Linked DNA regions of Homo sapiens: region 2 is linked to region 1. Evidence: chromatin loops called from intact Hi-C (ENCODE). Cell type or tissue: heart right ventricle. All regions are shown on one strand. Links, peaks and the distances in the headings refer to the core of each region. The heading gives the core; the rest is flanking DNA.

Evidence for each region. Hi-C counts contacts between places; a loop is a spot of excess contacts. Peaks named below come from ENCODE experiments on the same cell type or tissue, not always from the same donor. Only the 100,000 strongest peaks of a DNase experiment are listed, where the experiment ranks them.
Region 2: a loop joins it to region 1, with 2.3 times the contacts of the local background. A loop is called at or near these places in 25 of 110 quality-filtered maps.

What each region holds. Positions count from the first base shown.
Region 1 is chr4:139,410,816-139,422,614 of GRCh38, reverse strand. No RefSeq gene overlaps it. Among named protein-coding and RNA genes, the nearest start is that of RAB33B-AS1, 37 kb to the left of the region's middle. In heart right ventricle, for the core only: a CTCF peak has its summit at 6,344 (motif pointing left); a DNase peak (open chromatin) is centred at 3,074; H3K27ac peaks cover 2,218 bases.
Region 2 is chr4:139,503,038-139,514,836 of GRCh38, reverse strand. SETD7 (SET domain containing 7, histone lysine methyltransferase) reads left to right here. Exons shown (of 8, transcript NM_030648.4): 8 at 2,994-8,799. The coding sequence ends at 3,174. Among named protein-coding and RNA genes, the nearest start is that of SETD7, 47 kb to the left of the region's middle. RefSeq lists a silencer at 10,957-11,006. In heart right ventricle, for the core only: a CTCF peak has its summit at 4,904; no DNase peak of the experiment used is centred there; H3K27ac peaks cover 3,670 bases.

The DNA of each region.
Region 1 (11,799 bases), core at 2,471-10,470:
TAAAGGTAGAATCTAATGGGAAGAGGTGGTTATTTTATGAGGGTGGTTAAGGGAAGGCTTCCTTGAAGAGGTGGCATTTATGCGGACACATGAATTAGTTGAGGGAGCAAATGATGTGTATATATAGGGGAATATTTTTTCAGACAAAAGGAAAAGCAACTGGAAAGACCCTGAGGCAAACATGAGTTTCACATAATGCAAATATACATATTTAGCTTTTTGAATCTGCTTAGAATGTCTTTTCCCCCCATTTTAAGTAGAATGTAGAAACCTTACATATAGGTCTACTTAACCTGTACCCCTTACGTTAGAGTTGTCATGAATTACGTCTACATATGTTTAAAACCCCATTAGACAATGGTACAGTTATTTTCAACCATCAAATATATTTTTAAAGAACTTAGTACCTGTCAATGATAGACTAGATGTGGCACATATACACCATGGAACACTATGCAGCCATAAAAAAGGATGAGTTAATGTCCTTTGCAGGGACATGGATGAAGCTAGAAACCATCATTCTCAGCAAACTAACACAGGAACAGAAAACCAAACGCCACATGTTCTCACTCATAAGTGGGAGTTGAACAATGAGAACATATGGACACAGGGAGGGGAACATCACACACCGGGGCCTGTTGGGGGATGGGGTACTAGGGGAGGGATAGCATTAGGAGAAATACCTAATGTAGATGATGGGTTGATGGGTGCAGCAAACCACCATGGCACATATATACCTATGTAACCTGCACATTCTGCACATGTATCCTAGAACTTAAAGTATAATTTAAAAAACAAACAAAACTTAAGAGGAGAATAGGAGAATAGACTACTATTTTTACACAGATATTTACCATTTCTGGTGCTCTTCCTTCATTCCTGATGTTTTCAGGTTTCCTTCTGGTATCATTTCCCTCTGTCTGAAGAATTTTCTTTAGCAATTATTTTAGAACAGCTCTGCTAGAAATGAATTCTTTTAGTTTGTCTTCATATGAGAATGCCATTATTTCACCTGAATTCCTGATGGATATTTTCACTAGATGTAGTATTCTGTGTTGACACTTTCAGTGCTTTAAAATTATTGTGCCACTTCTGGCCGGGCGCGGTGGCTCATGCCTGTAATCCCAGCACTTTGGGAGGCCAAGGTGGGTGGATCATGAGGTCAGGAGATTGAGACCATCCTGGCTAACATGGTGAAACCCCGTCTCTAATAAAAATACAAAAAAATTAGCCGAGCGTGGTGGCAGGTGCCTGTAGTTCCAGCTAGTTGGGAGGCTGAGATAGGAGAATGGCATGAACCCAGGAGGCAGAGCTTGCAGTGAGCCTAGATCACACCACTGCACTCCAGTCTGGGCGACAGAGCAAGACTCCGTCTCAAAAAAAAAAAAAAATTATTGTGCCACTTCTGTGGTTTGCATGGATCCTGCTGAGAGATTTGCTGTGATTCAGATTGTTTGTGTGTAGGTAGTACTTTGAATTTCTCTAGCTACTTCCAAGATTTTTTTCTTTGTCTTCATTTTCAGCATTTTGATTGTGATGTGTTTGGGTATAAATTTATGTGTTAAACCTGTTTGGGGTTTGTTGAACTTCTTAAATCTGTAGATTTGTCTTTTGCCAAATTTGAGACCTTTTCTTCCATTATTCTAAATTTTTCAGCACCTTTTGTCATTATCCGAGAGGTCTCTGAGATTCTACTCATTGTTTTTTCAAATCTTTTTTCTCTCTGCTGTTCAGATTGGTTAATTTTTATTGATCTATTTACAAGTTCATTGACTCTGTCATGTTTACCTTGCTATTGAAACCATCCAGTGAATTTTTTTTAAATGTTGGCTATTGTATTTTTCTGTTCTAAAATATCCATTTGATTCTTCTTTATGTCTTCTATTTATTTGCTGATACTTTCTATTTTTTTCTTATTGGCTTCAAAAATGCTTGTGACTGCTTGTAGGAGAATTGTTATAACAAAGTCAAGAACTTTGGAGGGTCTGATATTTTACCTTACTTGCAAGTTAACAAGTTAGGCTGCCACAATTTCATGAATAGTGACAGAAGACACGAGACTCCTGGGTCAGAGACAAAGGACAGTTTATTACCCACACGAATAGCAGGAGGCAGAGTATCAGCATTTAACCCAGTTTTCTGAGCCTCAGTTCCCACACAGTGATGCTGTGAGGGCCTGGTGATACCTGTATATGTAGTGGGATTTATGAATGCTGTGGGAAACACCAGTCTTCAATAAAGGGCCAGCAAACCTGCCCAGCCTTGCCCTGGAGAGAGACATTATCTTTTTTTTTTCATCCTGGAAGGAAAAAAATCTGTCCTTGGTCCCAAAGGAAGACATTCTATCTTCCAAGGATGTTTGCTATACAAACAGCTAAAAAAGATAGTTCAGAGAAAAAGCTGTTAATGCCTTTGCCTAGAACACCTGTAGAAATGCAAGAGACCAATGGAGAATAGACTCCTAACAAATATTAGTAGTTGCTTTAAAGCCTTCATCAGACAATTTTATCATCTGTGTTATCTCAGCATTGTCCTTTTTTTTCCCTATATGAATTGAGATTTTCTTGTTGTTTTTTTTTTTGTTTGTTTGCTTTGTAATTTTGGACCGTATCATGGATATTTTGAATATTCTGTTTTGAGATGCTGGATCTTATTTAAATCCTATTAAGAATGTTGATATTTTTGTTTTAGCAGGCAATCAAGCTGGCTAGGTTCCTGCCACAAGTTCAGACTAGTCTTCTGTAGGTGAGAAAGCGCATAATGATATTAATATCCACCTCCCAAACCCCAGAGTGTGTTACATTCCAGGGTGATAAACCTAGAGGGGCCTTCTTCCTCTTCCCAGAGGAAATTCACTTACATTTCAAGATAATGAATAATTTCTCTCCTGAATGGGAGGAATGGGTAGGTCACCAGCAGCTTTGATAAAAGCTTGGAGGCTTCTAAATTTAAGATTCTTCTCCTGTGATGCAACCCACTGCACAGGAAACATCTGTTGCCTTACGGGAAATGGGGCATGGGGAAATGACACAAGGTGTTGTAAATGCTTTGTGCTTTCAGTAGCAAATCTTTTATGGCACCAGCCCAGCAGTCTGGTGTCTTCTGGCAGTATATGTATATGAAACTGTGGCAAGCTAACCTATTAGCTTGCAAGAAGGACAAACTCTAAGACACTTCACAGTTTCTGACTTAACAGGGGAGAGTGGCAGGATGTGAAGGTGAAGGAGCAGGCAGGGCAAATTACATAGCACCATCCATAGCTAAGGTAATAGATGAATTGTTAATGTTAAAAATAATGACAGCTGGCCGGTCACGGTGGCTCATGCCTGTAATCCCAGCACTTCAGGAGGCCGAGGCAGGCGGATCACGAGGTCAGGAGATCTAGACCACCCTGGCTAAAATGGTGAAACTCTGTCTCCACTAAAAATACAAAAAATTAGCCTGGCGTGGTGGCAGGCACCTGTAGTCTTAGCTACTCGGGAGGCTGAGGCAGGAGAATTGCTTGAACCCAGGAGGCGGAGCTTGCAGTGAGCCAAGATCGCGACACTGCACTCACTCCAGCCTGGGCAACGGAGCGAGACTCCATCTAAAAAAAAAAGAATAATGACAGCAGTAGCAGTGGAAAGGAAAACAAGACACTGCATGCTAAGCTCTTCTGCAATGAGGGTGAGAGACCAGGAAGACAGTAGACGACTGTAAAAAAAAAAAGGAGAATGGATGATATGGTCAAGGGAACTAGAATTTTCAAAGGAGAAAAAAGGTCTGGAATTGGCAGTGGGGAATAAGCAGGACACCTACCTCATCTCTAGGCTCCTTTGGTAAGTGGGTTGAGTAATTTTTAAAAGCAGACACAATTTGAGAGTATTGCAAGGAAAGCAATATTATTAGGAGATGGTTAGGTTTTGGTTAGAGTAAGAAAATGAAAGGAATGTTTAGAAAAGGTGTTAAGGATTAGGGGATTTGACTGATGACAATACAGTGGAAGGGTCAACACAGATTAAGAGGAGTGGGAGCCTGGGCACAGGGGCTCATGCCTGTAATCCCAGCACCTTGGGAGGTCGAGCCAGGCAGATCACCTGAGGTGAGGAGTTCGAGACCAGCCTGGCCAACATGGTGAAACCCTGTCTCTACTAAAACACAAAAATTAGCTGGGTGTGGTGGCTCATGCCTGTAATCCCAGCTACTTGGGAGGCTGAGGCAGGAGAATTGCTTGAATCCGGGAGGCAGAGTTTGCAGTGAGACAAGATCGCACCACTGCACTCCAGCATGGGTGACAGAGCAAGACTCCGTCTCAAAAAAAAAAAAAAAAAAAGGAATGGGAAATTAGGCTATATTAGAGCAAAGCATGATGGTGTTACAATTCTATACAATGGACTTTAAAAGATGCAAATAGGGAAATGAGGTATGATGGGGTTATTTCTATTTTTTTAAAAAAAGGTCTCATTATAGCCTCTTGGGATTGTTCTTTTAAGCAGTTTGTAGCGTGTTATTATAATCTCTTGGAATTGTTCTGTTAGGCAGTTTATAAAGCAGGTGGATATTGTGATGGGTCGGGGGTAGATTTACCAGGATCACATTCAGCTCTTTGTGCCTCTAAAATCCAGCTGGAGTTGTGACTGGGAAGAACTCTGGATGTGTTATTTAAATCCAGGAACACTGGGAATTTTAGAGGCTTTCTTTACAGTCTAAGTCTTTGGTGTTGCTGCCACTGGACAGGCAATCTCCAGGAGCTTGGAAATCCTGCTGTGACTGGGAAAGAGCATAGTGATATAAGTAAATATCTACCAGGAAAATCCAAGAAAAGCAACATCACTTTAGGTGTCTCCTCAAACTTCAGCTCATCAGAGGGGGCTTATTTTAATACATTATCTGAAAGAATATCTTTCCTGGTCACTTTCCATCCTCCTTTCTATGCTTTTCCCGACCACCACCTCCTTAGCACTTATCACCACCTGTCATATATTTCTCTGTTTAGTATTTCCTCTCTGTAGGATATAAAGACCTGGAGAACAGATTTATTACTGCTATTTCCAGGACCCAGAATAGCATTTGGCACATTGTACACACTCAATAAATATTTGTAGAGTGGATGGATAAACTGAAGAATATTAGAACCATTAAACAAGTCTAGTAATGTGACCAATTAAAAAATCAGTAATTCTGCTGGGCGTGGTGGCTCATGCCTGTAATCCCAGCACTTTGGGAGGCCGAGGTGGGCAGAACATCCGAGGTCGGGAGTTCAAGGCCAGCCTGGCAATCAAGGTGAAACCCCATCTCTACTAAAAATACAAAAATTGGTGTGGCATGTGCCTGTAATCCCAGCTACTTGGGAGGCTGAGGCAAGAGAATCACTTGAACTCGGGTGGCAAAGGTTGCAGTGACCCGACATTTTACCACTGCACTCCAGCCTGGGTGACAGAGTGAGACCCTGTCTCAAAAAAACAAAACAAAACAAAACAAAAAAAACAAAAAGGACAAAAAAACCCAGTAATGGTAATAAAAAATATAAAATATTCAGAAGTAAACTAAATGGTAAATAGTACTCAAATTTACCGACAGAGGAAATGGATGAATGGAGGAGAGTACCATGCTGCTGGATGGAAAGACATAATATTGTAATAATGCAAACTCTCTTCAAGTTAATCTATAAAATGGACACAATATCAGTCAAAATTCCAGTGGAATTTTTGGAGGAAAGGAAGGGGCAAATTTGACAAAATGATTGTAAATTTCACCATGAAGAATAAATGCTTCAGAATAGCCAATTCATATTTTGAAGAAAGGCATCGATAAGGGACCTTGCTCTATTAGACACAAAAACCTATATAGGAAAAGACAAATGGGTGGTATATATTAAAAGTTTTTTTTTTAAGTACATACCCTTTGCCCAGACATTCCACTTCTGGAAAATTTCCCTGAGAAATAACTAGATAGTATATGGCTAAGATATTTATTGAAACATTGTCTATAATGTTATAATGCCAATCCAATTAAAAACATTGATTGTTTGACAAGTAGAGGATGGTTTTAACCAAGTATGGTTTAAATAAATTCCTGTGGAATACCACAGAGCTCTTAAGCATGATGTAGAACTACATTAATTGATATGGAAGGTGATCGCCATATATTGTTATGTTTTTTAAAAAGCTGATTACAAAACAGATGTCTAATACTATCCACATTTTTGTAAAATAAAAATTGGCATATACCTGTGAAGAAAAAAACCTAGATGGAAGATTATATATCAAAATGTTAACAATAGTTCTGCATCTGTACACTGAAAAATGGTATGCTTTCCCCAAAATGGGATGGTACTTAAATTCCTCATTACTGCCACCTGGTGGCAACCAAGGGAGATTTCTAATTTCTTTTCTACCACCTTGAGTACAATGCACGTAACATCATAATTATATAAAGTTATAAAGAAATCTTCAGTATCACCTGGTTCTATCCATCATTTTGTAGCTGAAGAAATAAAGGGCAAAGACTTTAAGCCACTTGTCTGAAGTTGCACTGTTAGTGAAATTTAATAATAGTAGCAAACATTTGTTGAGCCGTTTTGCTAAGTACTTCAAATGGATTATATCATTTTATTGTCACAGGAGCCTATGAGGTTGGTCCTATTTTTACTCTCACTTATCCCTACTTACCAGATGAGGATCCTGAGGCTCAGAAAAAGTAAGCAACTTACCCAAGGCTGTATAGTTGGGATACAGCCAGTGATTCTGAGTTTTACCTCCCTCTCCTGAACCTTCTGTACTGTACCTTCTTAGCCCATTAATTGCCCCTGCCCCTTCCACTACGTACCCTTGCCCTTTCCTTGTCCGTTCCTTCAGTGTTTTGGTGACAACTCTTAGCATATGCCCAGTCTTTGTGTTATGTTTCTCATGGATGAAAAGACAGTATAGGCCAGGTGTGGTGGCTTATGCCTGTAATCCCAGCACTTTGGGAGGCTGAGGTGGGCAGATCACCTGAGGTCAGGAGTTCGAGGCCAGCCTGGCGAAACCATGTCTTTACTAAAGTAATCCCAACTACTTGGGAGGCTAAGGCATGAGAAACACTTGAAACTGGGAGGTGGAGGTTGCAGTGAGCCGAGATCACACCACTGCACTCCAGCCAGGGGATAGAGCGAGACTCTGTCTCAAAAAAAAAAAAAAAAAAAGGGAAGGATTGATTGATTTACTGAGAGAAGTATAAGGAAACAAAATGCCCCAAGACCCTTGTCCGGAAGGAAGGGAGGGAGGGAAAGGAAAGGAAAGGAAGGAAAGGAGGGAGGGAGCGAAAAGACAGTAAAGACAGTATGAACATTTACTGAGAGAAGTATAATTATCAGGGGAACCCGCCCCCAATATTTCAACGGAGGTTCTATTTTCCATAAGTGTTGGCCGGCTGAGAAATAAAGAGTACAAAGAGAGAAATTTTACAGCTTGGCCACCAGGGGTGACATCACATATCGGTAGGACCATGATGCCCACCCGAACCTCAAAACCAGCAAGTTTTTATTAAGGATTTCAAAAGGGGAGGGCGTGTATGAACAGGGAGTAGGTACAAAGATCACATGCTTCAAAGGGCAAAAAGCAGAACAAAGATCACATGCTTCTGAGGAAACAGGACAAGGGCAAAGCAGAACTCCTGATAAGGGTCTATGTTCAGCGGTGCATGTATTGTCTTGATAAACATCTTAAACAACAAAACACAGGTTCGAGAGCAGAGAACCGGTCTGACCAAAAATTTACCAGGATGGAGTTTCCCAATCCTAATAAGCCTGAGGGTACTGCAGGAGACCAGGGCATATTTCGTCATTATCTCAACCACATAAGACAGACACTCCCAGTGCAGCCATTTATAGACCTCCCCCCAGGAATGCATTCTTTTCCCAGGGTCTTAATATTAATATACCTTGCTAGGAAAAGAATTTAGCGATATCTCTCCTACTTGCATGTCTGTTTATAGGCTCTCTGCAAGAAGAAAAATATGGCTCTTTTTGCCTGACCCTGCAGGCAGTCAGACCTTATGGTTGTCTTCCCTTGTTCCCTAAAAATCGCTGTTATTCTATTCTTTTTCAAGGTGCACTGATTTCATATTGTTCAAACACACGTTTTACAATCAATTTGTACAGTTAACACAGTTATCACAGTGGTCCTGAGGTGATGTACATCCTCAGCTTACGAAGATAACAGAATTAAGAGATTAAAGTAAGACAGGCATAAGAAATTATAAAAGTATTATTTGGGAACTGATAAATGTCCATGAAATCTTCACAATTTATGTTCCTCTGCCACGGCTCCAGCCGGTCCCTCCATTTGGGGTCCCTGACTTCCCGCAACATATAAGGAAACAAAATACCCCCAGCTCCTTACCCCAGACCCTTGTCCAGATAGAAATTTAGACTTATTAATATATTGAATTGTTCAAGTGTCCATATACTAAGAATTACATCAGCGATGTGGAACTATGGATAGGCTTCCTTGGGTTCCTGGCTCCACACTATAACCACCGCCCCCCACCCCTTAAATTTCTGTATAGCAGACTTAAGAGTGAATATCACCATATGCAGTTGTTCATGTACTTCTTCCCCTTTCTCTTCTAGCTCTTGACAAAATTCTCAGGGAAAACTCTTCAGCTCTGGATGTCTCCCTTTTTGTGGATCAAACACAAAGGGCATCATTCTAAAATATATACAGAACCATAAAAGCCCCAAATAGCCAAAGCAACCCTGAGCAAAAAGAACAAGGCTGGAAGCATCACACTACCAGACTTCAAAATTTACTACAAAGCTCTAATACCTAAAATAACATGGTACTGGCATTAAAAAAAAAAAAAAAATAGGCACATAGACCACCAATGAAACAGTATAGAGAATCTAGATATACCAACTCATCTTTAACAAAGGTGCCAAGAACATACAATGAGGAAACGATGGTCTTTTCAATAAATGGTGTGGGGGAAAGCTAGATAACTATATGCAGAAGAATGAAACAAGATTCCTCTCTCTCGCTATACACAAAAATCAAATCAAAATGGATTAAAGGCTTAAATCTAAGACCTGAAACTACAAAACTAGAAGAACACACTGGAGAAGTGCTCCAGGACCTTGGTCTGGGAAAAGATTTTTTTGTTTAAGACCTCAAAAGCACAGACAACAAAGCAAAAACAGACAAATGAGATTACATTAAGCTAAAAAGTTTCTGCACAGCAAAGGAAACACTCAACAGAGTGGGGGAGACAACCCACAGAATGAGAGAAAACATTTTCAAACTATCCATCCGACAAGGGATTAATGACCAGAATAAAGAGACCAAACAATTTAAGCCAAAAACAAAACAAACAAACACACAAAAAAAACAAAAGCCAAATAATCTAAAAAGTGGGCAGGTTGGGTGGGGTGGCTCAAGCCTATAATCCCAGCACTTTGGGAGGCCAAGGCAGGCAGGTCAAGAGATCGAGACCATCCTGGCCAACATGGTGAAACCCCATCTCTACTGAAAATACAAAAAAAATTAGCCGGGTGTGGTGGCATGTGCCTGTAGTCCCAGCTACTTGGGAAGCTGAGGCAGTGAGAATCGCTTGAACCTGGGAGGCAGAGGTTGCAGTGAACCAAGATCACACAACTGCACTCCAGCCTGATGACAGAGCGAGACTCCATCTTGAAAAAAAAAAAAAAAAAAGTGGGCAAAAGATCCAAACAGACATTTCTCAAAGGAAGACATAAAAATGGCCAACAGGTATATGAAAAAATGCTCAACATTACTAATCATTAGAGAAATGCAAATTAAAACAACATGTTATTTCACCCCAGTTAAAATGGCTTGTATTAAGAAAACAGATAATAACAGATGCTAGTGAGGATGTGGAGAAAAGAGAACCCTCATACACTGTTGGTAGAAATGTAAACTAGTACAACCACTATGAAGAACAGTATGGAAGTTCTTCAAAAAACTAAAAATAGAATTACCATATGATCCAGCAATTCCACTACTGAATATGTATCCAAAAGAAAGGAAATCCGTATATCAAAAAGATATCTGCACTCCCATGTTTATTGCAGCATTGTTCACAATAGCCAAGATATGGAATTAACCTAAGTGCCCATCAATGGGTGAATGGATAAAGTGTGGTATGTATGCACAATGAAATATTAATCAGCCATAAAAAATAATGAAACCCTCTCATTTGCAGCAACATGGATGATACTGGCGACCACTATGTTAAATAAGCCAAGTACATAAAGACAAATATTGCATGTTGTCAGTCATACATGGGAGCTAAAAATGTGGATTTCATGATGACACAGAGTACATTGGTGGTTACCAGAAGCCAGAAAGGAGGGGATGGAGTAGGGGATGAAGGGGGAAAAAGGATATAAGTGTACTTATTACCACTGAACTGTACACTTAAAATGGTAAAGATGGTATGTTATGTATTACCTCAGTTTACAAAAGAAAAAACAAATGGCATCAACGTTAATAAGTGTAAAAGTTGTACTAGGGATAAATCCGCCATTTAAAAGGGAAATTAGAAATCTGAAATAATGAGTGCAGTTAGACTCTGAAACCCTTGAAGTCCCCAAAAGTCTCATTCAGAACTGGTCCCAAAATGAATACGTACTTTTGTATCATTGTCTAATTAAAGCTGCTTTTTTCAAGTATTAGTTTGCTTCAAAATTAATCTTTTTATTTGTACTATTATTATGAGTGTTATTTCCTATTCTTCAGGTATATTTTTTGGAGAACAGTGTTAGTGAAAAGAGCTTGACTGTTAGACAGTCTTGAGTTAAAATTCACGTTAGCTGTGACGAAGAAACTATTACATTAAATTTTAATTACTTAATTTTATTATCTACAATTAAGGATAATAATATCACCAAAGGTTGTGGAGAGGATTTAATGGGATGACACATAAAACTAGGACATAGAGGCATCTAGCAAATACACACTTCCTTCCCTTCTCCCTTGTTATATACTTATCCACACGGGCTAGGATTTCTTTGAAGGAACCATTTCTATCTTAGCCAGTGTTCTATCTGAGGTATTTGATGCTCTCTGCTTTTTTCTTTCACACCCCACTTTCAGTCTCTCAGTATGTACTGTGAGCTCTGCTTTCAGACTAGATTCGTAACTCAGTGATTTCCTACTCCTCCACAACCACCACCCTGGTCCAGGCCATCATCATTTTTCATCTGGACTACTGTAGTCACTTCCTAACTGGACTCCCAACTTCCACTCTTGCTGCTTGCCATTTATTGTTCACATAGCAGCCAAAGTTATTCTTTCATAAATTAGATCATGTCACTTCTCTGCTCAAAACCTTCCAAGAGCTCTCCACCACTTTTAGACTAAATATCTGAAGTCCTTACCAAATCCTACTAGATCTATGTGATTTGACCCCAGCCTATCATTCGGACTTCAGACCTCTCTCCTGCTACCTTACTGTGCTCCAGCAGCACTGGCCTCCTTGCTGTTCTTTTTTTTTTTTTTTTTTTTTTTTGAGATGGAGTTTTGCTCTTGTTGCCCAGGCTGGGGTGCAATGCTGTGATCTTGGCTCACTACAACTTCCGCCTTCCAGGTTCAAGCAATTCTCCTGCCTCAGCCACCCAAGTAACTGGGATTACAGGCGCCTGCCACCACACTCAGCCAATTTTTTGTATTTTTAGCAGAGATGAGGTTTCACCATGTTGGCCAGGCTGGTCTCGAACTCCTGACCTCAGGTGATCCTCCTGCCTTGGCCTCCCAAAGTGTTGGGATTACAGGCATGAGCCACCGCTCCCAGCCCTCCTTCCTGTTCTTTGATGGTGCCAAG
Region 2 (11,799 bases), core at 1,295-9,294, 93 kb before region 1:
GAAACGCAATCTAGTACAAAATGCCAAATGGACAAATAGATAAGAGCTGCTTTCCTAGACAACCTGTAGACAAGAGGCTAAGCCACTTGGCACAGAGGTTTGGTTTGACTGCTAATCGTGTAGCTCACGTTTATAGACCACTCACTACGGGCTGGTGCTGTGCTAGATGCTCTTCATGCATTGTCTCATTCAGTCCTCCCAGTAACTCAGTGAGGCCACTGCTATCACCATTGAGATCACAGACAGGAAAAGCAGGTCTCCAAGGCAGAGCAGTTAAGGCTCTTAACCACTGTGCCTTTGGGTCATCTTCAACAATCAACACCTGAAATTGAATTCTTTCTTTTCAGTCTGTCCCTTATCTACACTCTGAAAATGATGATGATAATGAACAGGAAAATGTAAATAAAAGAGGATTATAAGAGAAGCTCTAGGCCTGGAAATTCAACACAGGGTCTGTTTTTTGGTTTTTTTTCAGTGTACCAGAGGTTAACCAACCTGTATTTCAGGAACATTTTTTTTAGTGAAATATGTTAATTTACTTTAATTTTTTTTTTCTGAGATGGGTTCTCTGTCATCCAAACTGGAGTGCAGTGGCATAATGTCAGCTCACTGCAACCTCTGCCTCCCAGTCTCGAGCGATCCTCCCACCTTAGCCTCCCAAGTAGCTGGTACCAACAGGTGCACACCACCACCCCTGGCTAATTTTTTGTATTTTTGGTAGAGGTGGGGTTTCACCATGTTGCCCAGGCTAGTCTTGAACTCCCGAGCTCAGGTGATCTATCCGCCTCAGCCTCCCAAAGTGGTGGGAATACAGGCATGGGCCACTGCACCCAGCCAAGTGAAATATTTTAATTTAAGCAAAGAGTTGTGATTTTCATAAGGAATTCCTGAATCCACAGTCCACGCATCTCTTTGTGGTGGAGTACAGGCTGATAACTGTTCACTTTTGTGTTCACACATGCATGCTCACAGGCAGGCAGTAACCAATATTAGTTGAATCCTACTTTGTGCCAGGCACTGTATAAGGTGCTTTCTATATGTGACCCCATTTTGTCATGACAAAGACCCTATGGGATAACTATTACTAGTATTATCATGATTTTACAGATGAGGAAAGTGAGATTCAGAGATATAAGGTGAACTTTCCAAGAGGATGCAGTAAAAATGTGTTGAATCAGGACTCACACCAAAGTCTTCTGACACCAAGTGTCCTTTCCACAAAACATGATATGATACCCAAGAGGGTGGACATAGAGGCCCCTTTGGTGTGAGGTAAAGGTTGTTCCTTTTTACTCCACATAAAAGAAGTCCCAAAGCTATAGACATGCCCATTCCTCCACCACTGATAGAAGGAACCAGCCAAGTACTTACTATCATGCCCCAAGCACCAATCTTTTTTTTCTTTTTTTTTTTTTTTGAGACAAAGTCTCACTCTGTCATCCAGGCTGGAGTGCAGTGGAGCAATCTCAGCTCACTGCAATCTCCACCTCTTGGGTCCAAGCGATTCTCGTGCTTCAGCCTCCCAAGTAGCTGGGATTACAGGTGTGCGCCACCACACCCAGCTAATTTTTGCATTTTTAGTAGAGATGGGGTTTCACCACATTGGCCAGGCTGGTCTCCAACTCCTGACCTCAAGTGATCCACCCCCCTCAGCCTCCCAAAGTGCTGGGATTACAGAGGTGAGCCACCATGTCCAGCCGCCAAGCACCAATCTAACTTAGGGCCTGGAACCTTCTCCTTTGCTGTCTCACCAACCCTTTGTGCAAAATATGACTATAAACTGGGCACAGTGGCTCACACCTGTAATCCCAGCACTTTAGAAGGCCAAGGTGGGCCAATCACTTGAGGCCAGGAGTTCAAGACCAGGCTGGCCAACATAGCAAAACCCTGTCTGTACTAAAAATACAAAAAATCTTCTGGCCATGGTAGCACACACCTGTAATCCCAGCTGCTTGGGAGGCTGAGACATGAGAATTGCTGGAACCTGGAAGGTGGAAGTTGCAGTGAGCCAAGATCATGCCACTGCACTTCAGCCTGGGCAACAGAGCAAGACTCTGTCTCAAAAAAAAAAAAAAAAAAAAAAAGAATAAGAAAAAAAAAGACTCTAAATGAATGAGATTGATTTGACCAGATGCATATAAAAATAAAGCTGATTTCTTCTGGCCATGCCTTACATGTATCCATTTCAGCAGCTGTTAGGTGAGCTAAGTCTATTTATTGCTTATTTATCTGCCTGTTCTGCAGGGAGCTGTGCAGATGAACAGGATTGGGAGCCTTCGGCAAATGAACATAGCCATAGTGTTAACCTCGTTTCTGGTCCCAAGAGGACTTGTTGTAGGAAGGAGATACTGCTCTCTTCATAGGATGCTTCACAGGGAAATACTAAATAAACAGGTTGGCAGAGAGGTCTAGACTTCCCTCTTGGGAAGAAATCTTCATCTACTTTCATGCTAGAAAATAATATTTCCTCTCTATGTATAGGGTGGAATACAGAGTTTTTGCCTTTGAAAATCCACAGGGCTCTTTCTTACAACTCCAAAAGCACTCTGGTGAAGCCTTCTCCCTGAGATACAGCCACGTAATCTGATGCTGCTGGCCAGACAAGCTCAAATGCTGGCGGGCTGCACTGGATCTGATTTCTCATTAACGACAGATTTTTGTTGTTGATCATGATTGTTGGTTTATAAATGCAAGGTGCCAAATATGCTTTAAAAAACAGAGCAGTGCTTTTCAAACTTTAATACACCAGTGGATCGCCTGGGGGTGTCGCTAAAATGCAGATTGCAATCCAGCAGGTCTGGGATGGGGCCGAGATGCTCCATGTCTAATAAGCTCTCGGGTGAAACTGATGCTGGGTGACCACACTTTGGGCACATACCAGGTGTGCCCAGGGAAGAGTGCCTGGGGGTGATTCCTGTATCAGCCCCTCCCTAGCCTTTGCTTCCAACCTCCTGGTCTGGCCCGGGAATGACTGTGTGCATCTTGATGTTTAGGTTTGTCCACCCCCGTTTTGGGCCCATCAAATGCATCCGCACCCTGAGAGCAGTGGAGGCCGATGAAGAGCTCACCGTTGCCTATGGCTATGACCACAGCCCCCCCGGGAAGAGTGGGCCTGAAGCCCCTGAGTGGTACCAGGTGGAGCTGAAGGCCTTCCAGGCCACCCAGCAAAAGTGAAAGGCCTGGCTTTGGGGTTCAGAGACCTGGAATAGAAACTTGGATCTATGCACTACGTTTATCTGACAATGGGACAACCAGGGACTGCTCATGCTGTGACGTCACATCCTCTCACCATGCGTTAGCAACGACTTTCTCGCATACTAACTAGGTTTGACTGTATTACTCATACCAGATTTAAAATTAGCTAGCCTTGCAACAACGTCCTACTGAGAGGTATTGTCGAGCATTTGACATAAGACAGCGTGATGTTCTTTGGTGGTTCAAGTCTAAATCTGTACCACATTCGGAGATGCCAAATGATTAGACTGAAACAGGGAAACGGGGTTTTTCAGTCATTTTTAGTCAGTGGTTTTTCCATAGTGCTTTTTTCCTATGGCCAGTGCAAATTGTGTTAGCACACTTGCATATGTGCCGTATTAAGGGTTGACAATTACTACATCTTTATTCTCTAAATGTAGTATAATTTGCCTTTTAACCTTTGATCTGTATCTTGCAATAGAATGGCTTTGGTTTTTTTCTTAGTAAATAGGAGCCCACTTCTAAAGTCATTTCACCCCTCAGCCCTATTCTCTTTCTTAGATACCCTTTACAAGAGAAAACTTCCAAATGGATTTTTGCATCAATAGCAGTGTGTAGGTCTCTCTGGTTCTTTCTATATCATCATTTTATTATTATGTCCTAATATAAAGTACTGGCTCATAGGGCCAGGGTATTATTATAGAATATTATTCTCGCATGTAAACAAAGATATCTTTGCTTTAAGATGTGAGAAGAAATGAATTTACTTTGTTTGCATTAAGTTATGGAAGAGTTGTAATATATACTTTAAGAAAGAAGAGAAGAAAACTAGTATCTCTAAGCGGTAACTATGGCAATTTTGCAATATTTTCAGTAGTGCTAGTAATTTTTTCCTCCTTGAGTACACATTAAATGTACATAACATAGCGCGGTCAGGCTTGTGGCACAGTGCATTGAATTCAAAAGTCAAACAGCAAATTTGAATTCTAACAGAATTCAAAAAAAAATTTTTTTAGTCAGTACTACTAAGGCAGACACACTGATTACTAGGTACAAATCAAACCTTGATGCTAAAACTCTTCATCATTGTAATTTCAAAGCACTTACCTGCTTCAAAACATTGTAAACTAAGACTGAACACCTGTATAGTTTAAAAGCAACACTATCAATAGCATTTCAGCCATTTTGCCAGCCATGTGTAATCACAACTGCAGAAATAAGGAGAAAACCCCTGTTTTTTTAGTTTAGCTAATTAGATCTGTAACATCACTGGGATTGCTCTGAATGAATCCTGAGAGTTTTGTTTTTTATAAGCACCCTCACCACATGCCATAGCTTTGTCTCTTTTAGACACCTCGATGCAGCGGCTGGAAGGACTGGAGAGCAGCTGTTGTGCTGATCTGTAGCTGTCAGCTGTGATTCCTGTCACCTGAGTCAGTTTGGTCTGGAAAGCGAAGGCCTTCCAAGCTGTAGCAGATAGTGAGCTCCAGCTGATGAGAGAAGGCTTCAGTGGAAGAAGAGTGAGGACATAGGCAGAAGGAAGTTTGCTATTTCTTGTCAGTTGCACATTGCTTTATGAAGACTACAACAAAAGTGCTTAATCCCAGGCTGCTCATGACTTTCATTTCAGGTGGCCCTTGGGCACATTGACAGAGTTGCCCTTCCCTTCTTTGCAACACCAGGCTTCCTAGAGCACCCGGTTGCATGCTTTGCAGCTAGGTGGCAGTGGTTTCAGGGAGATCCAGTTGGATCCCTGCTTGAAAGCTTAAGCCAATGGTTCACCCATGAGAGGAAGTTGTCAGTGCTTCCAGGAAGATTGCCCACCAAAGGAACTGAATAGTTTTTAGATTTAAAGGCACCAGGATAGGGTCACTCTTACTCTGTAGAAAGAGACCGTTCTATACACTGTGACGGATGGGCCAGGGCCTCTGGACTTGCATTCTGATAGGTGCTTTAATTTAAATGTGCCCAAAGGGAGTGACTGTCTTCAGGAGAAAGATGGCTTGCATTAACCTCGATCAAGTGGGTTGTGCAGCCAGGTCAGGGAATACGGTCAGGGAGAGGATAGTGCTGGTCATGCCCCCGATGCAGCTATGCTCTGAATGATTTCATTCCTGAGAGTGATAGCATTCTGGTCCTGGCTGCAGTGGGGTACAATTTACGTCCTAAGTGGGGGCTACTCTAATTATCCCATTCAAATGGAATTTTTTTCAACATTGGATAGAAGGAATTGAAGAGTTGTAAGTAGTGATTAGTCTGCTAATCAGTTCTTCAGATGAGATATTGAATGGTAACACTCTGAGCTTAAAACTCAGCAGTGTGTCTGTGACCTCCACGCAAATCAGAGGAAGCAATGCATCCACGCTGAGCCTCACCATGTCTTCCTCCCAACTCTCTTCATACTCTCTGTGTCTTCCAGCTCTTCTTTCTCTGGCCGGCTCTCTTTCCTCTTCTCTCTGCATATGTGAGAACGCCTGGGCATCCTGGGTAACAGCAGCCCCAGCTGCCCTCTCCTGTTCCCTGTTCCAAGTCCCCTGCACTGACCTTTCTTGAGTCTCTCTGGCTCTGTGCATGTCTTTGGGACTCTGCTCATCTGGCTTTTCCTCTGTGTGTGCCTCTCTGTTTGCTTATGTCTCTGGCTCTGTCTTCCCCACCCCTCCCCTCACACACACACATACTCCCAAATGTAAGGCTCTGTGGCAGGTTGGAATCGGAGTAAGGCTTGAGATTCACTGAGTTCTGTAGGTAGGGAAAGAAGTCAAGGGAGTGGAGGTTCTATAAGGAATTAACAGCTGAGGACGGAAGGGTTTGTTTCCCGTTTGAACCTAAACGCAAGTGGAAAAGAATACTCAGAATGTATTTTTCTACTTTACATCTGCTGGGGAAGGAAATGTGTCAGGAAGCCGCTGCATCTGGTCATTTCATCGCATCAGAATCACAGCAGACGTGGAAGATTCCATGTGGTGGGGAATAAAGAAATAACTTTATGCTCTCCTGAAAAACAGCGGGAGCCTATGTGTGTGTGCGACACTGTAATCTCAAGGAGATTCACTCAGAGCTGTCTCAGTCCAACTCCTGCATGACCAGATCTTCCCTTAGCATCTTTTCTGTGATGAAATATTATCTTGTGTTAGAGTTAGGAATAGGAACTAACCTGTAGGAGCATGTCCCCAAATGGACATTTGAATGGACTAACAAAAACAACTGGAAAGACTGAATTTCCGACACAAAGGAATGATGGGATCAAAAAGAAAGCAGTGAGGAGTTCTTGAGTCTTGTAGTACCTATTCTTATTTTAACTTGCTTCATCCTTGATCTACCTGAGACACTAAGAAGGAAATTAGTTTTCCAAGAGCTCTTTGAACCTGTCTAGGACTGTAGTTAAACCTATTTGCCCTATGGGGGTTCTTCACACTCGAAAAACTATTTCCTTATCACCAACGACCCACCCAGAAAGGCCAATGAGGCCAAATGTAACAATTTTTAACATTTAAATATAACTATTAAAATTGCATTAATTGTGAACAGTGAATTAAAGGGTTGTCTTCTCCAGGAGACAGTATGTGGCACTTTTCGTAAATTTCATTTAATATATAAAAATTTAAATCACTCACTGCAACATGCATTTAAAATCTTCCAAGAAGGTAGAGGTATCATTTTCTGTTTTGCTTTGTTTTAAAACAGTTGCCTCAAGCTTCTGTCTTAAGAGTAGTGACTTAGAATCCAGATATCTTTTGTTTTAGAAAAACAAGCAAAACTATGTTGCAAGACTGACAGTTGTAATGTTTATTTGCCACAGATCAAAGGTTCACAAAGTATATCAAATTTACATCTACTTGGGGTACCTTGATAGATTATTATTGTTTTTCTTTTATCTTTCCCTTCAGGAATTTGGAAACTCGTTGTCACTTTTTTTAATTTTAAAAATACTAAATTGTAATAGTTTTCTTTTGCCAAATGTGTGCGTACATATTCAAAGCAATGAAACTATTTCAAGCCATACAACCACAGGGGTGGGAACCCTTTTCACAAATTTTAATGTGTTTGTATGTAAATAGATGTTTGTATGAAATATTTTCATGATAGAATGAATATATTTAAATGAAGTTGAATTATTCCAGTGCTACTTAAACACATTACAAAAATTTTGGTGAGAATTATCTGAGTCTATTGAGATGTAATGCAGATCAATTTTGATTTTTAAAAATCAAAAGCCTACAATAACTCTGACTCTCAGCAACTTCCTCGGCGTTGTTGCACCTGACGTGGAGAGAGCTCGTAGGCTTCCCCAGTGCCTCAGCCGCTTCCTGGTGGAAGTTAGGTGCTAATGGAGGTGTGTTCACCTTTTAGTGATATCACTGCAGGCCTTTGAGGGGCCTGAGAGTGAATCAGAGGCATTAGAGACACCGGTGCAGTTATCTGGAGCACAATTTCTTTGCAGGGCAGCAGAATCAGAAGCCAGACTTGGCCATGTGAACCTCGAAACTCGGTTTCCCGGCCGCCATCAACCGCCACCCTTACTGCCTAGTCACACACGTCAGGGAGGCTGCCCTCAGTGGAGTTGGGGTTGAGACCCCAGGGTGGGACTTCACAGTTTTGCCAGCAATCTCTACCTTCTGACTTCTGCCTCGCAGAGAGGAAGGAGAGGGGAGCATCTGGCAAGGGGCCCATTTCTCAGCACAGTACATTTCCTGTCTCAGCTCTGGAAGACTATGCACCCAAGCACCAAACTTCCAACCAGAGAGAGAGACGTCCTCCGATAACAAAAATCCTTGCTTCCTCTGTCTGTGACTTTACACACAGTTGTTCAAAGTTGTTAAATGTCAAGAGTCAATCACATCCCTAGGACATACCTCCCAACTCTCCTGACTCTTATGTTATTGAAAAAACAAACAAACAAAAACTCCTTTATGATGATATTCAACTTGAGTGGGGTTTTTTTTCCACTTTGGTCCTGGATATAATGAAATGATACATATTAGGATAAATTTTCACTGTGTATAGTAGCAATACGAACACACATGCCAATGTATCAACATATCTACTTGGTTACATTTTGGTTTATGATAATTAACCTTGATTCATGTATTGGGAAGCTACAGGGACTACGTAATACCTGCTTATCACATAGGAAAATTATGTCCATGATTCTGAGCTCCCTTCTTCAAAAGTTTCCTCCTGGGTGTTCTATGTTCTCTCTTTATCCTGAAATACATTTATTAGGTTGTGAGGTATGTTGAAGAAGTAGAAGCCAGGGGTATGCTTTCAGCATTTATTGCAACCAAAAGTTAACCCCATCACGGTTAACGAGCATCTTTGGTCTCTTGTGGAATTTGAACTAAAACTATGAGCCTTATTCAATATCTATAATTCTATGATTTTTTTAAATTATGGGAAATTAATGAAAGATGTTTACATGAATAATGTTTGCCCTTACTGTGTTATGAATGAGTTTTTTGTAGTGTGTCTGGGTGCATGATGCAAGAGAGTAGGAAAAATGTTTCTGAAACAAAACTTGACAAATATTTGTAATGAAAGTAAATTTAAAGATTGCTATAATTGCGCTATAGAAACAATGCAAGTATTAAACAAAATATACAATCATCTGTCATTGTCTTCCTTTGGTCATCTAGGTTAGAAAAGCAATAATGGTTTTCTTATAATGTGTCTACCTGTATATTTAAATTACTAAGTGAACTTTACATTTTAAGTTGTTTTAAAATATTATTAGCCATTTATCATTTTCAGAGCATTCTAGTAAGAGCGGAGGATTTGATATGATTCCACATACACCCATAAATCCAGAAGGATTAGCCACACCAACAGAAAGTGTCGGATTGAATACATACATGGTAAGGGTATGGAATGCAAATGAGATGATCAGGGCAAATAGCTGAAAGGAAACTTCAATTCATGATTTAAAGAAAATATAGAAATTTTGTTAGACGTTGTGGTAGATTTTGGCAGTCTGAGGATGAGTCTGAGCTGAGAACCCTGGCAATCCCTTATTCCTGCCCTAATCACAGTCAACATTTCCGTTTTTTTTTTAATCTGAGATGAAGTCTCACTCTGTCACCCAGGCTGGAGTGCAGTGGTGCAATCTTGGCTCACTGCAGCCTCCACCTCCGGGATTCAAGCGACTCTCCTGCCTCAGCCTCCCAAGTAGCTGGGATTACAGGCGCTTACCACCACACTCAGCTCATTTTTGTATTTTTAGTAAAGACGGGGTTTCACCATGTTGGCGAGGCTGGTCTTGAACTCCTGACCTCAAGTGATCTGCCTGCCTTGGCCTCCCAAAGTGCTGGGATTACAGGCATGAGTCACCGTGCCCAGCCAGTCAACATTTGTAAAGCACAAAAGCCAGTGACAAAAGGAGTCAACATAGTACCTCATTATTAGCTGGGCCTTCTGCCCAGGACCCCAAAGAAGTGAATTCTAGGAAGTTTGGCAGGGCTACACGAGGCACAGTTAGGCCTCAAACTGAAGCAGGCCATGAGATCTCCTGCTTTATTTTACCTCCCTCAGTTGCCCAATCCTTGATTTTATCACACTTCCTTCCATGGAAGGAAGGAAACAGAAACGAGTGAGATGACTGGGTCCAAACTGATGTTGGATCAGCTTTTCCACCTGCACAGACACATTCACATGCTAGATCTTTCAGGCAAGGCTTCACCCTCTAACACGCATGGGTCAAATCACAATATTAATATTCTTCTTCCTTGTGGGAAAGGGGAATACAGGATTAAAAATTTAATACAGACTGAGGGAAGCTTAAGAAGCTAACCTTGAAAGTGAAAGATTGGGCAACTTTCATGGGTTAAGATGATTGATTTGGGCCCAAATGTTGTAGAATGAGGTAATGTGAAAATTAAGACAAAATTATGTTAGACCAAATTAGTAACCATCCCAGCTATACTAATGGGATGGTTACCAATATCTGCCTTTGGGTTTAAATGTTTGGAATCATTCAGACTGCTAGTTTATATTAAATGTGAAATTGTTTCAGCAGTCATCTCTAGAACTAGGTAACAGCTATCGAAGGACTTTATGCTGTAGTTTCATTTAGTTTCAATTCAGCATCTGACTGATTTGGGATTGTTCAATAAGAAGCCTCTAGTTGAAAAATAAGAGGAAGAAGAAGAAATTCCATTCCTCCTCTTGAAGCTGAAAAAAAAAGGAAAAACAGAAAAGGGGTTTCTGCTCCAAAAGTATTTCAGAAAATGACTGTTACCTTGCAGATAGATAGATAGATAGACAGATAGACAGATAGATCATGGTAATTCCCTCACGACATAGTGGTTTGCTCGATAAATGTGTTTTTCCTTAAGTTTTGTTTATTTACAAAAACCAAAAGCCAGGGTTTTGAATTTAGAGCTTCACTTCTTATAATGTACACGGAAAAAGATTAATGGATCCATCTAGATTGCTACCAAATTTTTACTTCTGTAAGTATCAGAATGCTTCCAGCTTCAAGAAACATCAAAGCTCAACTCAATATGGCCTAAGTAATAAAGAAGGTTTACTATCTCACATAACAAGAAGTGCTGAGTGGCCCTACAGTTAATTCAGCAGCTCCACCAAGTTCTTCCCATCTTTCCACTCTGCCTTTCTCAGCTTGTCTGCTTTGCCTTCAGGGGCTAGCTCCCTCACAGCCACAACATTGCTGCCCAGGTTCCAGCCATCACAGCCAATTTGGCCCCATCCAATAGATGAAAAGGAAAGTCTCTTCTATGGCCTCTATCACTGAGGAAACTCAGCCAATCACTGGCAATGGCTACAGGGGCACTATGATTATCTGAGTGAAGCATATGGCTGTGTGGCCTGAACCAGTTTGGGGCTCTCCCAGCAAGTAGGAAAGGGAAATGATAGTTGGGTTGACCACTCACAGTGTCTGCCTCATCTGCATCATGAGTTTTGTTTTCTTATTTTCCTCAGAGAAGAAGGGAGGTTAGTCTCTTCAAATAAATTAAATAAATGGATTTTTAAAAATAATTCAAATCAGTTTAGAGAATTTATCAGGGGGGCTGTAGAGGGGGGTTTACAAAGATATATTTATCTAGAGTTTTATCAGGCCGTTTTAAGTGTTTTAGATTATTCATTTAATCTTTTCAACAACCATATATATAGGTACTGTTACCACACCATTTTACAGAAAGAAAAACTGAGGCATAGAGAGGTTAAGGCACATGGTCGCAGAAGTAGAAAGCCATAGAGGCAGAGTCTGAAGCCGGGCAGCTGGGCTCCTTGCTGCTCTCCTAACCATACTTATGGGAGCTCTCTCTCCTGCCCTTCTCTCCGCTTGCTCTCCAGGGGTTAAGGCCAACCTTTAGTATCCTGTGTCTTCCTTTCCCTTGATCATCATCCACTTAGCCTACCAATCAACTGATCTCTTTGACTGGGTCCCTCTTTGATCCAATCCATGCAACACACAGACCAGCTTCTTTTTTTTTTTTTTTTTTTTTCTGAGACAGAGTCTCACTCTGTCGCCCATACTGGAGTGCAGTGGCGCAATCTCAGCTCACTGCAACCTCCACCTCCCAGGTTCAAGCAATTCTCCTGCCTCAGGCTCCCAAGTAGCTGGGACTACAGGAGCATGCTGCCATG